Regions from separate parts of the Homo sapiens genome. Here region 2 is linked to region 1. Evidence: chromatin contacts called from ENCODE Hi-C or POLR2A ChIA-PET data. All regions are on one chromosome and are shown on one strand. The core of a region is the stretch at or near the end of the contact, and the rest is flanking DNA. Distances in the headings are between cores, read along the strand shown. Region 1 holds the start of CDH2 (cadherin 2). Region 2 overlaps CDH2 (cadherin 2).

Region 1 (6,648 bases), core at 3,053-5,552:
CTCTGATTTTTAAAAATCACTCTTCTAACTTCATAATAACCCCTTGAAAAGAAGATGGGGATTTTAATCACTTAGGATTAAAAAAAATAGGATTTAAAGCAAGATTAACTGTTGCTTTAAGTCTTGACATTTCCCTATTAATAACCCTAAAGCTTAATGAGGCACAACAGATTTAAGAATTGAAATTGTTAATGAAAAAGAAAATTAAGGACAGTTTGGTGCTCTATACCATCATGAAAATAATCTGCTCCAGAAAGATTTTAGTCTCTACATGTAAAAAGCAAGAAATATCTAAAAAGTATTTCCTTGTAAAATCTCAGTCTGAACTTTTAGAAGGTTAGGGCAGACTTTGATGAAAGTATAAAAGTCAGAAAGTACCTATGGTTTAATATATAGTGTTTTAAAAACAAGTGAGGATACATAAAATACTGTTTTTCAAATTACACCTAGTATGTTTGTAACCTTTCACCTATTAGTAATGACCGCATGCCTCAAGTTAAGAAAAGCAAAGAAATATACATAACTGTGTCTAGTAAGTAAACTCTGAACACCAAGTTAACTCTTCTTATTTTCACAAGAACTTATGTTTCAAAAGCACATGAAAATCAAATAAATACTGAGAATAAACACGATTTACACTTAAAATCACTGCTGAATCCTTGCCACATTCTAGAACAAAGCTGCTTCTTTTTATGTATACTTCATATGTTGAATATTAATTTCTTTAAAATCTGTACCTAATAGGTGAAAAACACATAAGGTTTATCCATCGTTTTTCCAAGGTCCTCACGCAGGGTTGAAACCAGGATCTGTTAAGTCTTAGAAATGAATTTCTATGAACATTAAAATACTGTCCTAGATGCCCCATAACCCATACAAACGTATTTAAATTAGAACAATGGGGTTATGCAATTAAGATGTGAACTAGAAAAACAACACAGGTTTCTAATATATTAATTAACTAGGTCAATGGTAAAAGCAACATTGATTTTTTTTCTTAACAATAAACCTATGTAAAGATTTGAAAGTCACTTGTATTATTTAAAAGGAAAGCTAGTTATAACTTTGTGATATAATATTTTATACTTTTATCAGGTAAGCTGAATGCTCAAATTCGGATTTTTTAATATAAAAAAGGCTAACATCTTAAAATAAGACTAAAGAAAATCTTGATGTTGAACATCATAACATGCAAGATTGACTAGAATTATGTAAATCTACATAACAAGACTAACTAAACTAGTAATTTCTCTAAGTAAAATAAGGTACACAGACACTTCAGTTAACAATTCAAGGCACAGAGTCCTTTGAATATTCAATTATATTTAGCTTGTAAAAAAACAAGGGTGCTCCGTATCTGCACTAATAACCTACATATTCTCTTTTCTAAAACTATCGGCTGCTTAGTCTGGAATTTAAAAAAAAAAGAAAAAAAAAACCTAGACTGTTAATAGCAGCTGACTGCAGGACAGCCACTTTCACCTTGCAGATAGAGCTTTGTTGTTCGGGCGTGTAAAGCAGACCATTAGCACAAAGTCATTTCTAATCTCAGTTGTACAATCCACATGGTGCACTTAACCCTAAAACTCATGTTGCGTAAACTGCTCTGCTTCCACTCCTAATGACCTTTCAAATCATTCAATGTTACTGCTTGACTTGTACTCATGAATTAGAGGACTGCCAAATAACTTGATGAGAAAGTTATAATTTCTCCTTTCCTGAAGGTTTAAAAAAGTCAACATTGGTATAGAAGAAACTGAGAAAGAACATACAATGGAAAAGCACATTATTTAATGCTTATAAACGATATTTTTAGAAACACTTAAGAAAAAACTGACAGAAAATTCACACCTGACTTCAAGGCAGATGACTAAAACAGAAAATGAGAGTGCTCCACTTGTAACACACATAGATTTCCCACAGTATTCATGACCAACAAATGTCTCTTCGTGTCCTAACTTCGCTGCACAGTATTCAATTAAAACTCACTTTTAGATGAAAAAGTTTGTGAAAATAACCATCTGCTGCTGGATTCACACTGAGGATTTACTGTCTGTAAATAAGACGACCCAATGCTGTCCAAAAATTAGTGTTTTTAAAGTAAGATTTGTAAAAAATGTATCACATCTCCTTTGTTAAAAAAAAATCCTAATACACAGGAGTCTTTAAGTTTGTCTTGCCTTCCATTTAACTTCAAATACTTTAGAAGCAGGACTTTTTTCCTTCTTCCTCCTTCAGCCTAACCTCTTTAATAAACCCCATTTTTAAAGAAGAAACAATAAATGAAGTGACAGGAGGTCAAAGAATGAGGAGTGTGCGCTGGGAGAATAAAGGGCGGTTTTATAACAGGAGGTACTTTTGTTAGCAAGTGACTGGCAGGTCTCCTCCCCCAAGTTAGAAGGAATTCCATCCACTCTCCAAAACTGCAAAGGCCAAAAATGTCTAGTCTAATAGTTCTGAAATCCCCGAGTCAGGAGAGAGCCGAGTGGCGGATGGCGAGTGGGGGAAGGGAGAAAGACCGGTAGGAGACTAAAGAACAAAAGAAGAAATCCAAGAAAGGGAAAAGGAACGCTGGGACCCTGGCCTGGGAGGCAGGGGTGGGGAGAGACAAAGTGAGAGAGCACGACCCGGGAGGAGAGCGTGGAGCCGGGCAGGGACAGGCGTGCCGCACCATGGCGCACCATGGACAGGGCTCCGCGCGGCGGCGGCCCACGACCGTCTAGGGGTTGCGGGAGAAAGCGCGAGAGACTGCGGAGGCCAGCCCCGTCCAGCCCCTGCCCCCGCCCCAGCAGCACTCACCCCCCGGCGGGCCGGAGCGCGCCAGGCCCTGACCCGTGAAGACCACGGAGCGGGGTAATCCACACCACCTGTCTCCACCCCCGGAGCAGGCACTTCCGAGCTGCGTCCGCACTTTTCGGGGCTGCCAGCTGGCAGTAGAGCACCTCTCCCCTTGCCCCGAGGGCGACAGGCAGGGGGACCCTCCGTGGATTTTCCTGCCCCGCGGCGAGGGTGGGCACGCCCCTTTCCCGCAACCTTCGAGGGACCCCACGGCAGGCGGAGACCGACTTGGGACCAGGGCACTGCACCCGCCCAGCTAGAGGGTCCCGGCCGAGGCTGTGTGAAGTGGCCTCCAGGCCTGGGCTGGCTGGTCGGGAGGAGCCTGGGGGCATCCTCGGGTTGGAGGCGGCGGAAAGTTGGGCTGCCCCCGGGCTGGGAACCCGCAGCGTGCAGTGGCGAGGGAACCTGCGCCCGGACTGGAGCAGGTGCTTCCTGCCGCGGAGGAGCCTCTTAGTAGAGATTAAATGAAAAGGCTCGCTGGCTCTCTCCCGAGGGTATGAAAAGTACGGAAGGCTCCAGGCAAAGGCGCCCCCGGGGCGCATATAGGGCACAGGCAGCCGGACAGAGAAAGGAGCAGCCGCGTAACGGAACTTCTCGCCCGGGGGAGATACTAGGCGTGAGAGGCCAGACTCGTTCTACAGGCAGGCGCTGACCGGCAGAGACTCCTCCGGGCAAGAGGGCCAGATTTTCTTTCCAGGTGGGACGAACACAGAATATTGTGAGGGCAAGAGAAGAAGAAAAGGAGGCAACTCCAGACTGGGATAAAGACAATAGGACAGTAGAGCCCTTGAGCACCGGGAGGCGCACGGGTGCAGGGTGGGGTAAGGTGGAGGCAAGTCCCGTAACTAAGACACCAGAGTGAGAATTCCTACTGTAAACTCGCGACCCATCCCTGCAGAAATAAACAAAAAAATTGGAGCAAAGTACTATGCGAGGGGCGAAAGGCACAGAAAACTGCAAAACCTGGGAGTTATCCTGCCTCACCCTCCTGCTGCCTGGGGACACCCCCCGCGAGCTTGCTCGGCCCCGAAGAAGGAGCAGAGGGGACCCGCAATCCAGCCCCTAGAGCCCCGCCAGGAAAGGCGCGAGAGACCTACTGGCCCCGGCAACCCTGCCCCGGCGCCCGGACGGAGCCCGATGCCTGCGCAGCTACCGGCCGCGCGGCGCGGCGCGGCGCGGCGTGGCACCTCCCTTCCCGGGTGCGCAGCCCGGCCCCGCAGCGGCGCGGGGAACAAAGGGACCCGGCGCCGCCCGCCCCACCCCGCCCGTGGCCCGGCCCGCGGGGACCGCCGCGTACCTGAAGCAGGGCCGCCAGCAGCGGCAGCAGGGTCCGCAGCGCTCCCGCTATCCGGCACATGGAGGCGGAGAGGGGCCGAGCGAAGAGCCGGAGGAGGCGGCGGCGGCGGCGGCGGCGGCGGAGGAGGAGGAGGCAGCGGCAGCACCAACAGCGGCGCGGAGAAACGGCTCCAGGCAGTTTCCACCCCCTTCCCTTCCCCTCCCCTCCCCACCCCCTTCTTCGCTGCTCTCCGCTCCCCGCCAATGGAGAGCGAGCTGATGACAAATAGCGGGCCGCGGAGTCCGCGGGACTCGCACCAGGAGTAATAAAACAGACCCAGAGATCAAGGAGCTGGGGAGGGGGCGGGGGAACAGGGAGGGAGAGCGTGTGAGCGTCTGCGAGTGTGTGGAGGCGGCTGCTGTGGCAGCGCAGGCGGCTCGGCTCCGGCCCGGAGCGCAGCGGAAGCCGCGAGGGATGCAGCGGCGGGGACCTTGGCCGGTGGAGGATGTGGAGGTGGAAGTGGAGCGGATGGCGCTCCCCAAGAGCTCCGCCACGCGAGGTTTCGGGCTCGTGGTTTTGCTTCCTCCGGGTCCCCGCTCCAGGGCCGCTCGGCGCGACGAAGACGCCGGGGACAGCGCCGCGGGGAGGGCGCTCCGGGTCGTGCGTGCTGCACCCACAAAGAGCAGCAGTCCCGCCACTCCGCGCCTCCGCTGCGTGGGGGCCGAGGGGCGCTTCTCGGCTCCTCTTTCCGGTCCCCCGGCGAGTTGGAGACTGTTCTCCGGCCTCGGCCGCAAGGGGGTGAGGCGAGGGGCCGGCGCGGTCTCTCCCGCCGCGGCTCCGTCCCGCGCAGCTGCTGCCGCAGCCGCCCCTGCTGCCCGCGCACCGGCACCCGCCCGCCGGTCCTCGCCCTGCGCCGCTCACTCGCGCGCGCCGCCCTCCGTCGCCGACCGCGCACCCCGCTCGGCCTCCGCTGCGCGACCTGGGCGAGCCGCCGCCGCTCTCCCCGCGCTCGCCCCACGCGCTGCCTGGCTGCGCGGCCCGCTCCCCTCTCCTATTCCTCCCGCCGCCGCCGCCGCCCTCGCCCCCGCCTCCCTCCTCCGCCGAGCCTCCCCGCCCGCGTCGTGGCCAATCGGAGGCCACCAAGCTGCGGCTGTAGCCGGCCGGATCCGCGGCAGCCGCCCGCCCCCGCCCCGCCGAAGCGCCCCGTATTTTGCTGCAGCCCGCGGGGGGTCGCCGGAGGGAAGCCTAGAGTGCGCCGAGCACCGCCCCGGCAGGTGGAGGGGCTGCGGGAAATAAAATAACTTGGGCAGGAACTTGATTGGTAGCAGGTTCATCTTTGGTCCGCGGTAGGGAATCTAATGGAGATGAAGAATGGTGGGGAAGGGGGGGCGGTGTCTCCTTGGGAGCCTAACGTACGCTTCTTTATTTTGTCATTCTTTGGAGATGGGTAATCTTTCCTGGCAGGGGCAGACACAGCAAACTAAGGACGCAGGCCAAGCTCATCCTAGCTATTGTTGTCTGAGGCGCTCGCCGGGAGCCACCTGCGGGCGGGGGAGGGCGGAGGCCGCGGCTCCTCTCTGGAGCTCGCACCTTCAGCTCCCACCCTTGAGGATGTACTGGAACAGCCCAAGTTTTTGTGTTCTTGTTTTGTTTTCTTTTGTCCCCTCTGGGAGTTTGAGAGTGCATGTTTGTTATTTTATTTGAAATCTCCCGTTTTCTATTTCTATTACTACCTGTTAGTGGTACTGTTCACATTTGGGGCCAACAGTTTCAGGGTACTTTTACCCTCTCCTACCACCCCTAACAACAATTTTTAAAAAAGAGAGAAACTAAAAGCCGGAACTTGAGAAAATAGGATTATATAAAAGATAAAATGACTGATACAGAATTCTCACCACGTAAAGGATTTCTGCTGGCTTCCTTTAAGGCATGAACTTCAAGTGCAACACAGTGAGAGACTTTACAAGTTTGAGTCACAAGCATTTGTGGAATGGAGCGGGGGATGGGGAGCAGTTTTTGTTTTTTCTAATTCTGGTGAGGTAATAAATTTTCCGGAACCTTTTTTAAGAAAGGTTTACAAGTAAATAGAAATATCCGTTTTATGTAAGCTTTTCAACACTTGGGAGATCGGTGAACTTCATTGCAGTTAATGAATATTTTCTGCCTTTATTGCTTGCTTTTCTGCTTTGGGTGACTGAAATATTAACTTTATTTGAGTTTCAAGATACCGATCATTTAAGAATCTGATGATGAACCTTTAAAAACCAGCTACTAATTTCTTGACATAACTGATACAGCTTTTAATAATGTACTGTTGCTGGCTAGGCTTTTAAAAATTTAATATTCATAGGGAGGCTTATTCAATTTTAATTAAAACATAATATTGTAAGTTTTTTATGAAACAAAATTTTTCCTGGATTTTCTTTCTTTTCAAAAGAATAAGAAAGGTTATGTTAATTAAATTTAAAAGATGAGATGAAACACTTAATATAGTAATCAGAAGTGCTTGTTCTTACCCTTTCTCTTCTTTTTTT
Region 2 (6,648 bases), core at 1,566-4,065, 90 kb before region 1:
ACAACTGTTTCTTCCACTTTGACCTGTTCCTTCAACCTCATCCACCCAGCAAAATCCTAAACTTGGGATCAATACAGCAAAGCACGATCTCTCATTCAGATGCAGGAAGCTGAAAACTTCTGGGGGAAAATTGTGCTGTGCTTCTCCTCCAATCCATGACTTAAATCCTAATCTGGTAACCAGTAACAATGAACTTTTTTAGCTATCCTTGGTACAGCTCTTTCTCAATTCCCTCAGAGACTATTCTAGATCATCACTAGGCTCTGGACCAACTCACAGGTGATTTATCTCCTGCTCTCCTGAAAAGATGAAGGCCACCAGCCCTGGTCAAAGCTGAATTCCCCACTCTACTCTTCTATCTAAAATATATTATACGTATAGACAGCCACACCCATCCCTAACTCTGAACTCCTCCTCCTGTTGGAGACTTACTTCCCAATTGAGTTCTTGACCCTGACTTCCTCTAGAGAGACAGATTATCCTCAGTCCTTTCCTTTTTTCAATTTTTCTCTTTAAGCTTTCCTTGTACACAGCCATAAACTTAAAAAATGGGTCATTCCTCCCGCCACCGGCCTTATCTTAGTGTTCGCAGCTCTACTTAGCAGTCTCTTTCTCCGTCTCTTTTCTCTTACACTTCCACAAACACACACTCTCTCTATCTCCTCCAACTCAAATATATTGAGAAAAGACACTTCCCTAGCTAGCAAGCACAGGACCGCAAGCACTGCATTCTACTTGTTCACCTGCTCCTCTGCACACGCGTGATTTTCCACCTCAGTATCCTCATTTCCATCCTGCCCCTCAAATCTTAACTGTCCAAGGCATCATTCCCATATCATGGCTCTTCTCATTCACCTTGTATGGTTGCAACCACTACCACATAGTATCAACAAACAACTCCCCACTGTTGACTGCTACATCTGCACCTTCTAGCCAAGATTCAACCTCCATCTTCAGAAAATCATGTTTAAATACCTACTTTGTACTGACTGACATTGTCATGTCCATAAGCATCTCAAAGTCACACATCGGATGGAAATCTTCAACTTTGTTCTCAATCTGGTCCCATACTCTATATTCCTATTCTCAACCCTAGAGTCACGGTAATCCTTGAATCCCTAGTGCAAAACACTGTGTTTGGGACTTAGTAAGTACTTAATGTGCTGAATGAATGAAATGATTAATTACTTTCAATATTATAATTTCCTACAAAATTAGTATTTAGGTCATGTGAACTAATCACATGATAACGCCACAGGACACAGGTTATTAACTACCACTGTACCCATCTTCTCTAAAGGAGAATAAAAATATTATCCATCTGGAATCATGCTCACCACTGTATTATAAACTTGTTTTTAAAAGGAATGACATTTAGTGACCAGAATACAAGACCTTTGAGACCATGTTAATTTTCGCCTAACACAAGGGAGAACGTCAACCTTCTAGCAAGCAGCAACAGTACAGCTAAATTCACTCTGGAACAACCTAGTTTGCAATTGAGAAGTTGATACAATTAAGAAAATGTGTTTATACTGTTCTAAAGAAGGGATTAACAGGATTATTATACTATTTTATTATCCTAAAGAAGTGGCTTTCCAGTGTTATAACTACCCTATAGTCCTTTCCAACATTAGAACTCTATAGTTATTCAGTTATTGTTATGCTTAAACATTTCCTCTACTACTGTATAGTTCCGTAAATCTCTCGGTCAAACTTTGCTAATTTCCTTTATTTATTAAGCCTTCATTGTTTTTAAGTAAAAGGTCCATTTATTTATCATTCAATCACACTACGGTCTCCCACTGAGAAAGACTGTGTACCTAACAAAAATCTTCAGAGTGTACTCGGGAAAAGAGACTATTTCCTTCTGTGTGGGTCAGCATCATATCCTGTCAAAAATCAGGACCCTATGAGCTCTCTGGGGACACTGACCATGGTTCTAAATAATATATGAATCTGGACAATTACAAATGTATGTTTTTGCTTTTTGCTCACACACAAGACACACTAGGGGCTTGCCTCTAGTTGAATGGCTTCTTGTTTTCACTCAGTTTCAGCCTATGCTCTCATCTCATTAGAATTTCAGTATCCTCTGGTCTTGCAGAGTTCCCTTTACCTTCTTTTGTATCAGACAAAAGATGGTAATTTACGTCTAATTAACGGAACTGAGTCATAATGAGTTCTTTTCTCTTAGACAGCATTTGAATGTCCAAAATAACCAGAGAGATTGGGCTTTTTAAGTCTTGCTCCAGTTTAAGGTTTTATAACACAATGCTCTCATTCAGGCCTCCTACTTTGCATACAGTCAGAGGGCTGGAGGTTATCCACATTGTGAAATTCTTTGGCTAGTTATGCCCAGAGTGACTGAATGGCAGGCAGGCTGAATTTAATATTTTCTGCTAAGCAGCTCTGTTGAGACAGCCAAGCTTACGACTGCATCCTTTTCATGTCTCTTACTTATACTTTGAAATGCTATCTTTTGCCTGTTGATGAATTTGATAGCATTCTTTATGAGATCAATTTCCTTGAGAAAGATACAAAAGGCAGGATGAAAGACAAGTTTGATGCAAAACACACAAAGGGCTGTGCATCTGTGTGAAGAGAAGCATGATAAAGCATAAAGCGGTTCTCCCCACACCATGATGAGGGACAAAGATGTAAACACAATAAGCCCGCCTAAAGAAAGCAAAAGCACATGTTCTAACGGGAGCAGTAACCAGGTTAAAATACTTGAAGCATCTTCTTCCTCTCTTATGCCAGAGCATTTTAAAATGCCCTCTATACATGACGGCATGCCAACACAAACAAACTGCAGAGGCTGAACTCCACTGGCATCGTGCCGTCCTGAAATGACACCAGTTAGATAAACTGGGTTTTTACTCCTGGGACAGTCTTCAACCAAGCTTTTTATTACATTGGGTTAAGAAGAAAAAAAAATAACCCTTGTCTCCACACTTCAAAATCCAAATGTGTATTCCTTTGATAGGATATTGTTATATTAAAAATACTGTGGCAATATCACTTGTCATCATGTTCTACTGACACACATATTCACCAATGCTCCAAATTTCAGAGGCTCAGCCACTCAAAAGAAAAACAAAACAAAACAAAAAAAGAATGAATGAAAATAAAAAACAAAACAAAACAAAACAAAACAAAACAAAAAATAAGGCTGACCAAACTTTCATGATGGGAGCCCTGGGACCAAGAAATTATAGCTGTATTATAAAGGACAGGCAAACCACACTACAGATACTCGGTTTTTTACTCTCTCCCGCCTCATTTTTTTCCTCCCCCTCAAAGAGGGAGTGAATGTGAAATTTACACAGACAAGCTCCTCAATAGATACACTTGATTTGTCAAATGGAAAGATGACCCTTCAGTAACTAGGCTGCTTGGTGAAAATATTAAACCAGACAGTAAGTCAGAGAAAATTAAATACTACCTTGATTAATCAGGCTTAATGGGTGAGAAGCAACTAATTTATAACACTACATTGACAAAAACAGGGTAAAGAAAAAGGAGGCTGTTTCACATCAGATTAAAGTATAATTTCTTTTTCTACTTTTCTTGGGGAAGGAATATATTGATACTCATAAAGTCAACTACATTTTTGAAGATATAAACAAAAATCACTGTAGACATAGTCTTTGCCCCTTGATACTCAAAATCTAATGTGAGAAATAAAACATACGTAAGCCCTGAACACGCAAATGAGTTTTAATGTTAATTTATCAATCTGACACTTGAACCATAATTTTTTTCATTCGAATTAAATTGAAAATCATTTGGATGTCTCCAAGTTAGCTCAGATACCCTTTCTAAATTAGAGCAGAGTGAATTAACAGCACAAGGAATCTTGCAATCTTGCCTTTCAGCCTCATGTGCTTGAAGGCTTTCAGACCCTGAAGGTGATGGGGAGGAAATGTCCTGGGGCCTATGTAAGTCTGTCCGAGAGGCATCTGGTGAGCTAGGCACCTCCCAAAGGAGGTGGACAGAGGAAGAGGGTTTCTAGCACAGCACCTGCAGGGGTTTTAAAGGGTTCCTAAGGGGGCGGGCATGTTCCCTGACAGCCACCTTCCCAGCAAGTCAAGTGTTGCTAAACTGGGGGCCTTCTATGCATAGCAAAAGATAGACACCATACAAAGAAGCCAAAGTGTGAAATGAGTGGAGGCAGATATTGCATATCAGGAGAGAAAATACAAATTCTACGCTGGGTGTCACAAAAAGACTACAGTGCCAATTCAAGGGGAAACAAATCTGACTTGAAAAAATATTAATATCTAGATTATTACACTTTAGTATAATTTACAAAATAGCCACTCTTAAAGAGCTTTGGAAACAAAAGCCTACACACTGTGATTTAGTTTCATTCATTTGCTCTTTCTCATAACTGAATAGAAGTATAACAGAAAAGAGAGGAGGAACAGAGCTCATCAAGAGTACGTCTCCTTTACATGTCATTCAACTCTAGCACACTGGAAAAGCCTGCTTATAATAAAGAACCAATATACAGAAACTTCAGAAAAACCTAAATGCCAAACCTAGATCTTTGACTCTCTACCAGATGAGGACACCATCAAATGATAATTTTCTAGAAAAAAGATTTTAGGACCTCAAATAAAAGAGTGATAAATACAATGAAATTCCTTCTATATAATAACTACAACAGAAAAATCAAACAACAATATTCAGTCACAACTTATAATAACCAATCACATATATTTCTTCACATTATAATTATAAAATCTTCACATTTTAATCATTACAGTCAGTAGTGTTTCCTAGAAGGAAATTTTTAAAGGGTTATTATGCCTTACTATACATACGGGTTATCTAGTTTCCATAATCATTTTTTTAACAAAAAATTGCATATAAATTGATAGTCTGTAAATAGAGTTACATTTTAAGTGTCCTTGAATTATTTAAGTAATTTAAAGCAATTTCAATTGCAATTTTGTTCAAGTCCAATAATCTTTTCTAAAGCAAATGGTTATATCTAATTTATGCATTTCCTAATTGGTCCAACCTGTAACTGGTTTTCTTAAAACAAGATTAAAGAAAGTAAGGTTAGCCAAATTCATAATTAGTACTCTTTACCAGGTCTTATTCCAAGAGATGCATTTAGCAATAAATATTTAATGGACACCTGCTACCCTGGGTATGTGAACAGTGCCAGGAATACAGAGGTAAACAGGACAGAGCCCGATTCCTGTCCTGATAGAGCTCTCCACACTTCAGATCCATATTCACCTGACAGAATCTTCCATATCCACGTGAATTATGCTCTTATAAACTGTTTTATTACATCCTTAGTAAATCTATGAGGTTTCACTGATGAGAAACTAAAGTGTAGTTAGCATAACTACAAAAAATTATTGGATGCCACAGATGTCAAAGAACTTGGAGATCAATTAGTCTGGTGGTTCCTTTCCTTTCTGAATATAAGTATCAATTTTTAATTTATAAACAAAACAGAATTATACACAAACACAGAGCTATGTGGACCCCACATATTAGTAATTGTTCTTTTTTGCATCTGTTGACTAAGACAATGCCTATAAACTACTTTGAATTCACTACGCTTTTAAATACATGTCTATTACAGTAATCTCAATAACATCTAAATTAATTTGTCTCACAGTGACAAATGTGTGGCATTGGCTGACGTATGGATTTGTGTATTGGACAATAATTCCAAGGGCCTTTAAAAGGCAATAAAGGCAAAAATCTCACCCATCTCCTTCATGTCCTCATTGCAGCACAAATGAGGGCCAGAAATGACTGCACTATCTTCCAAGGTCATACCACTGGCTAGCGAGAACACTGAGGACTACAGCTTCTTCCCCCCAGGCAGCGTCCACAAGCATCTGCTCAGGTGTTACCCATACCCTTCCCTCCACAGATGACAATTCTCCTTTAGCTACAAAATTCAGAAGTCATCTCTGTGTATGTTTATTAGAGTAGCTTGTACTGTATTCCAGCAAACTGGTGGCAATGCTATAAATGCTCTCCCTTTCCAACCTTATGGTAGATAAGAACTCAATGAAAGCTAAAATATAACTTCAGGGCAAAAGACAAATTTTCTTTTATTGTACTGAAGAATGTTGTATCCATCATAGCCTACAAATACCCAGAAGCCAGTATAATATTTCTAATACAACATGTATCTTACTGGTTTGGGGAAGAAAAAATAATCCTTTTATTCCTTTTCACTCTGCCTACAAGTAGAACATTGAGATAATAGAGATTAAGCCTTAAATTTCTATATCCAATAGTGGTTGAATCACAAGAGGACTGAAAAAGCATTTGTCTCTACAAGATAATACCTAATATGCTAGTCCTCCGGGCAGTTTACATTGATTTTGCATTTAATTGCATAGGCTGATTTTCTCATATTTTCCAGGACAAAGTTGTCAAAATGAAAGGATCTAGATGTACTCTGCTATGAAGCCAAAAGAAGAAAGTAAACTTAAGAGCACTGGTTTCTGTAATAACTATATGATTGCAAAAAGTTTTGTTTTGTTTTTTTCCTACTAGAAATTGACACTGGGGATCACAAACCAACTTGAGAGCAAAGGTGATAAAACTGTACTTTCTCCTCAATCCCTCATTTCCCCCCTCTGTTCTTAAATTACTTTCAGA

Evidence for each region. A loop is a pair of places that touch in the nucleus more often than their neighbours do. ChIA-PET counts read pairs that join two places held with the same protein, here RNA polymerase II (POLR2A). Pooled maps may share reads with other maps.
Region 2: a map of dorsolateral prefrontal cortex shows a loop between it and region 1 (7-fold over the local background). The contact joins the enhancer-like site here to the promoter of CDH2 in region 1. A Hi-C loop is called at or near these places in 7 of 168 maps with a recorded cell type or tissue (Caco-2, HepG2, dorsolateral prefrontal cortex and 2 more), 1 of 37 single-sample maps with no recorded cell type and 5 of 50 pooled maps. POLR2A ChIA-PET finds 5 or more read pairs at or near these places in 5 of 52 experiments (BJ, HEK293, HEK293T and 2 more).

What each region holds. Positions count from the first base shown.
Region 1 is chr18:28,172,828-28,179,475 of GRCh38, forward strand. CDH2 (cadherin 2) reads right to left here and starts at 4,303. Exons shown (of 16, transcript NM_001792.5): 1 at 4,136-4,303. The coding sequence starts at 4,195.
Region 2 is chr18:28,084,661-28,091,308 of GRCh38, forward strand. The region is part of intron 2 of CDH2 (cadherin 2); the gene reads right to left. Among named protein-coding and RNA genes, the nearest start is that of CDH2, 89 kb to the right of the region's middle. RefSeq lists an enhancer at 1-4,232. Within about 2 kb of position 2,816, at least 4 of the 41 ENCODE cell types and tissues checked have a DNase peak (open chromatin) inside an H3K27ac peak, as active enhancers do; they include dorsolateral prefrontal cortex, where a contact is called at or near this core.